Linked DNA regions of Mus musculus: region 2 is linked to region 1. The links are chromatin loops, found by intact Hi-C in ENCODE. Cell type or tissue: left cerebral cortex. All regions are shown on one strand. Each heading gives the region's core, and the rest is flanking DNA. Links, peaks and the distances in the headings are about the cores only.

Evidence for each region. A loop is a pair of places that touch in the nucleus more often than their neighbours do. Peaks named below come from ENCODE experiments on the same cell type or tissue, not always from the same donor. Only the 100,000 strongest peaks of a DNase experiment are listed, where the experiment ranks them.
Region 2: it touches region 1 in a loop (2.4-fold over the local background); 3 of 42 quality-filtered maps call a loop at or near these places.

Annotation. Positions count from the first base shown.
Region 1 is chr5:100,557,847-100,560,769 of GRCm38, reverse strand. It overlaps Plac8 (placenta-specific 8), which reads left to right. Exons shown (of 5, transcript NM_139198.3): 3 at 894-1,018. Among named protein-coding and RNA genes, the nearest start is that of Plac8, 13 kb to the left of the region's middle. In left cerebral cortex, for the core only: a CTCF peak has its summit at 1,774 (motif pointing left); no DNase peak of the experiment used is centred there.
Region 2 is chr5:100,637,765-100,640,687 of GRCm38, reverse strand. No RefSeq gene overlaps it. Among named protein-coding and RNA genes, the nearest start is that of Coq2, 35 kb to the left of the region's middle. In left cerebral cortex, for the core only: no CTCF peak of the experiment used is centred there; a DNase peak (open chromatin) is centred at 1,424.

The sequences.
Region 1 (2,923 bases), core at 310-2,809:
GGCCTCAAATTCAATACCACCTGCCTCTGCCTCCCGGGTACTGGTATTAAAGGCACATACCACCACTTGGTTTATGGCAGATTTTCTTTCTTAATATTTATGTATTATTTATTTATTTAATGTATGAGTAGGCTGTAGCTGTCTTCAGACACACCAGAAGAGGGCACCAGACCCCATTACAAATGGCTGTGAGCCACCATGTGGTTGCTGGGATTTGAACTCGGGACCTCTAGAAGAGCAGTCAGTGCTCTTAACCTCTGAGCCATCTCTCCAGCCCCTATGACAGATTTTCTTAATGCAGATCTGAGCAAATTAATCTCTTACAAAATACTTGGTGGCTCTTCCTGGCCTTGATGCATACATAAATACTCCTAGTTTATAATCAACACGCACACACACACACACCCCTCTTCCACCCAGCACCTTGGCCACAGTGAATGGATGAGACAAATTACCTCAAAGAGGCCTTATTCCCCCTTTAGTTGTTAAAAACATTTCTAAGCATGCTCCACCATTCAGCTCAAGTAGTATTTCCCAGTTAGAGCCTTGCAGGCACCACTCTGAAGTGACCCAGGGCATCCTAGGCTGGTTCTCCTATCTTTCCTATCTCCTAATCTTTCCTATTGTATCCTGCAACTGGATTTCGGTTGGGGACATTGTTAGTACCAAGGGTTTTATGAATAGATTGCAGTAATTTATACATGAGTCGTACTACTGGAAAAGGGCTAGGTCTTTTCCTGTACGGTCCCTCTTGAAATGATGGGGTGGGGTCATAATGAAGCCCCACCCAAACAACGAAGCCAGACTTGCAGCAGAGAGGAGAAAGGCCTCATCTTGGTGTAGCCAATGGGGACAGACTAAAGTAACATGTACCCCTGTTTTCATGTTTCCAGGCCTCTGTGGGACCTTTTGTTTCACTTGTCTTGGATGTCAAGTGGCAGCTGACATGAATGAGTGTTGTCTGTGTGGAACAACGGTGGCCATGAGGACTCTCTACCGAACCCGATACGGCATTCCTGTGAGTCTCTTACCTTTGGTATCATTCTAGCTGGCAACTGTATTTACCGTAGCTGTTGTCCGAGTGGCTGCCATTTGACAATATCCAAGCTCTGAGTTTGATTGGCCAGAATTTTGTAAGGAGCTACAACCCTAAATTCAGTGGACACAGCAGTAATACATTCTTCCTTTCTGTTCCTCAACGTTCTATTAAGGAAGTAACTCGTGTTTGCAATGTGTACGCATTAGGTAACTAAACCCGCCACCAATGCTTGTGTCTTGTGGGGGAAGGTCTGCCATGTTTTACCAATGAAGACTTCAAAATGTGTAAGAGGTAGAGTCTTTGACCCAAAGATGTGCTCTAATAACAGAGAGGGGAATATCCAATCCAAACTGTCTGTCCATGCGCTTAACATTATAACACTCTATGAAATGGGGTAGTCTTTTAATCAGAATTACAGGGTGCGTAGATGAGTGTGTGTGTGTGTGTGTGTGTGTGTGTGTGTACACATATTCCTATATATACACATTCATATATATATATATATATATATATATATATATATATATATATATATATATATATATATATGACTATATACACACATACATACATTTGCTTCCCTCTGTGTGTGACTATAGAAAGAGAGACAGAGATAAAGAAAAATGAATGTCTGGGGCTGGAGAGATGGCTCAGCACTTAAGAGTTAAGGTTGCTCTTCCAGAGGTCCTGAATTCAATTCCCAGAAACCACATGGTGGCTCACAATCATCTGTAATGGGATCTGATGCCCTCTTCTGGCCTAACAGGTGCAGATAGAGTTCAAATATATTTAATTAATTAATAGAAAAAGAAAAACAGAGAGAAAGAGAGAGACCCGTTGGTGATTTTAAAGCCATGATGGAAACCCATAAGTCATAAACTTGGGGAGTAGGCTGTCGAGCTGGATAGATATTTGTGGATGAATTGGCATTCAAGTCCACGGGCAATTTACAAGCAGACTTTTTTCCTATTCAAGAGAAATCCATTTTTTTTTCTATCAAGGTCTTCAGCTAGCTGAGGGTGATAACACACACACACACCCCTGAGATTTTAGGGCTTGGAAGTTGAGGCAGGAAGATTAAGAGGTTGACACCAGCCTGAGGTACATAGCATGACCCTGTCAGAAAGAAGGGGCGTCAGGAGGGACAGGCCAGAGGATAAAGCTGGAGAGAGCTCAGTTGGTGAATCCTTGCTCTGCAAGCCTAAGGACCTGAGGTCAATCCCAGCACTGGGGAGGTGGGGACAGGTGGATCTCTGTGGCCCCCTGGCCAGACTCACTGAGTCTCAGGTCCCAATAAAAAGGTCTTTCACTAACTGGAAGAGAGAGGTCCATCTATGTTATGTAAAGTGATCTATTGTATCCCAAGTCTACAGACTTAAACATTAATTTTTATGTCAAATACATCTTCAACAAACTTCTAGAATGATGTTGAACCACACATCTATGTCCATCTATGGCCTAGACAAGGTAAGACATAAACTTGACCATCACAGAAAGCAAAAAAGCATGCAGCATTTTCCAGGAATCTATTTTAATTTCACTGAAATTGTTTTTTCACTTGAGAAATTTAATCGGTATCTTTTAATTGCAAAGTAAATATCTATCTAATTTAAAAAAAACTAACAAACTTAAAATAGAAACGTATGAAGTAAAAAGTGAAAATTGAACCCTTTAGTTACCAAGTCCACTGCCTGGTTGGTAATAAACAATAACTTGTGAGCATCTTCTTCGGCTATGCTTCTGTCCTTGTGACTTACAGGAACACATTTCTGTAAATGCTGATGGTTTGTAGATTGATAGTCTCGGAGGGATATTTGTTAGTATCTTGGAGTGTGTGCACCCAGTCTTAAGACCTGCGACAATACCCACCCTTTTCTCCTGTGC
Region 2 (2,923 bases), core at 89-2,588, 80 kb before region 1:
CGTGTGTTTGTCTGGGGTTATGGACTGAACATTTATGTTCCCCCACACGTGCTGAATTAGAAGCCTAAACCCCAGTATGGTGGTGGGGTGCAGAGCAGTTAAGTGGGGTGCAGCACAGCTCAGATCTCACAGGGACAACTTCACATGGCAGCTTCATGTAAAAAGATTTCTATACTGATCCCACAGTAAGGCAAAAAGAACATTATATATTTTTTAAAATTAAGCATGTGACTTCAAGGAAGTTCTCTTGAACTTAAGAGAGTTCTAACTAAGTTCCAGAACAGCCAGAGCTACACAGAAAAACCCTATCTCAAAAATACAATGAAAAAAAAAAAAAAAGAATTCTAACTAGATGGCTTGGAGCCACTTCTTCCTAGTTCTTTCTGTTCTCTCTCAGAGCCCGAGTCAGAATGTCCGAGCGTCAGACACGCATCTGCAGCCTGGCCTTGAGGAGCTAGTGACAATTTCTCCTTTGGAGTCCCCGAAGGATTCACCCCATTCTCTTGGAAGTCTGTTCCAACCTGTTCCTTCTCCTTCCAGCCACCATTTTTAAAGCATGTTTGTGAATGGTCAGGCCCTCCTCTCAGATACCCTGGGAGGGTGTGTATAATCCCTGCCTCTATTTACACGGTTCTTGTTCTTTCCTAATGAGCTGTTTGATATTTGATTAAGTACCAGTTGTCAGGTTCTATAAATTTACTCTTTTTCAGTAGCTACTAGATATGCAGGCAGGCAGCCTGCTGTCCGGGTTATATCAGAAACCAGTCCTTACTGTAGTGCACTTGGGTCTGGCTCTCTCATCCCCACCAGATCCAGGATGAGCACACATCCCAGCTACATACCATCCTTGAGAGCTTGGTTGGCCTCCAAGATGAACATGTATGTCCTTCGCCATTTTTATTCAAGCTTTACTTTACTATTGTGTGTGCAAGTGTTTTGTGTACACGCATGTCAGTGCACCAGGGAGACCAGAAGATGGTGTTGGATCCCCTGGGACTGGAGTTATGGATGGGTGTAAGCCATCTTGTGGGTGCTGGGAATCGAACCTGGATCCTCTGGAAGACTAGCTGCTGCTCTTAACTGTTGAGCCTCTCCAGCTCCCTTCCTTCACTTTGGGTGCCTTTCTCATAACCAAGTTATCCAGGAGGCTGCATTTTTGACTGTTAAGAAAGGTCCAGGAGACATAATATAATGTCAAGCAAATAGTGGTTTGTGTATCAGGGAGACCAAAGGTGGTGGTTTGAGGGTTGGGGGGGGGGGGCTGCCTGAGAGGACACAAGAGGAAGAAGGCTCTTACAGGATGAATCTTCATGGGAAGCAAAGGAGATACTTGACTAAGACCAGTTATATAACCCTGGTCTGCTCCACTTTGCCAGGAATTCCTTGAGTCAGTTGGGAGCTTGTAGCAGGCTGGATTTAAGTCTTGTTTTACCTCAAAACAGGGATTGTAAGGAACTGTCCAAGCTAAGTTTCACTTTTGTTTGCAAATCAAACCAGGCAAAGAAAGGCTTATGTGTGGTAGGATAACAAGCCATGGGAAGCGACCTTCAGAAGGGCCTGCTTCCTTCCCTGTTTCAATAAAATTAGTTGCTCTTTCTGTTCCTTCTTTCTTGTCCTTTCTTGTTGTTGCTGTTGTTGTTGTTGCTGCTGCTGCTGTTGTTGTTGTTCTTCTTCTTCCTCTTCCTCTTCCTCTTCCTCTTCCTCTTCCTCTTCCTCTTCTTCTTCTTCTTCTTCTTCTTCTTCTTCTTCTTCTTCTTCTTCTTCTTCTTCTTCTATCTGTTTTGTTTTACTTCGTTTTCAGAGCATTTAAAACCCCAGTTTGCTGCTGAGGACCTACCTCAACGGCAGGGCATGAACTTTCATAACCCCATCCCCCACCCCAGTAGAATCTCACATAAACAAACCAAAAACCCCAAAAGCCCAACAGCAAACATTATTCTGAGAAGTCGGTGGCTTTCCTGGCTCTGTATAGCACTGATAAATAAAGAGTCTGCCGGTGACGGACAGATGTGGTGACAGACAGATGTGACTGCAGGCCTCGTCTGGCCCGCCAGCCATGTGGACCTTGAACGATAACTGGACCTTATGAGCATCAGTGTCCCCACAATAAAATGGAGATAACAGTGCATATTATGAAGTTTTAAGGATTAGATGGGATTGTTCGTGTAAAACATTAACATTCTGCCCAGATAACATTAATAAGTGGCAGACATGACCGCTCCAGGAAAACATGCTTGAATCTCAAACGCATTCTTGCTTTTCCATGTCCCATAATTACAGAGCCCTGGCTTGGGTTGATTAATGGTTGGTCATTTCTTTTTAAAGATTTATTTATTTATTTATTTAATGTAAGTACACTGTCGCTGTCTTCAGACACCCCAGAAGAGAGCATGAGATCTCATTACAGATGATTGTGAGCTACCATGTGGATGCTGGGATCTGAACCTCTGGAAAAGCAGTCAGTGCTCTTAACCGCTGAGCCATCTCTCCAGCCCCAACGGTTGGTTATCAATGGTGTTTATTAATGATTCTATTCTCTCTCCCTTGTCATAGCCTGAAACAACTCAAATCACTTGTGTGGTAAAGCCTAACGTACTTTCTCCAATCTCTCACAGAAGGCACCATGTAAAATACAAGCACTACCACACTAGACTTGACTAGAAAAGATACTAGCATTAGAGCCCTAAGAAAAGAACACACAGCCTACTGAACACATGGAAGGAACTCAGGAGCCACAGGGTTGTCTCTTCCATCAGCAGACACCAGTAAAAAAGGGACAGTGACTGGGCTGAAGGAAGATTAAATCCCTTTTCTCCACGCCTGTTTCTGACCAGGTGTTCCTGCTGGAGCAGAACAAAAAGCAGCTTCCCAAAGGAGAGCTTCTATTGCCTTGTTAACGTGAGATTGAGTTTGTGTGACCCTT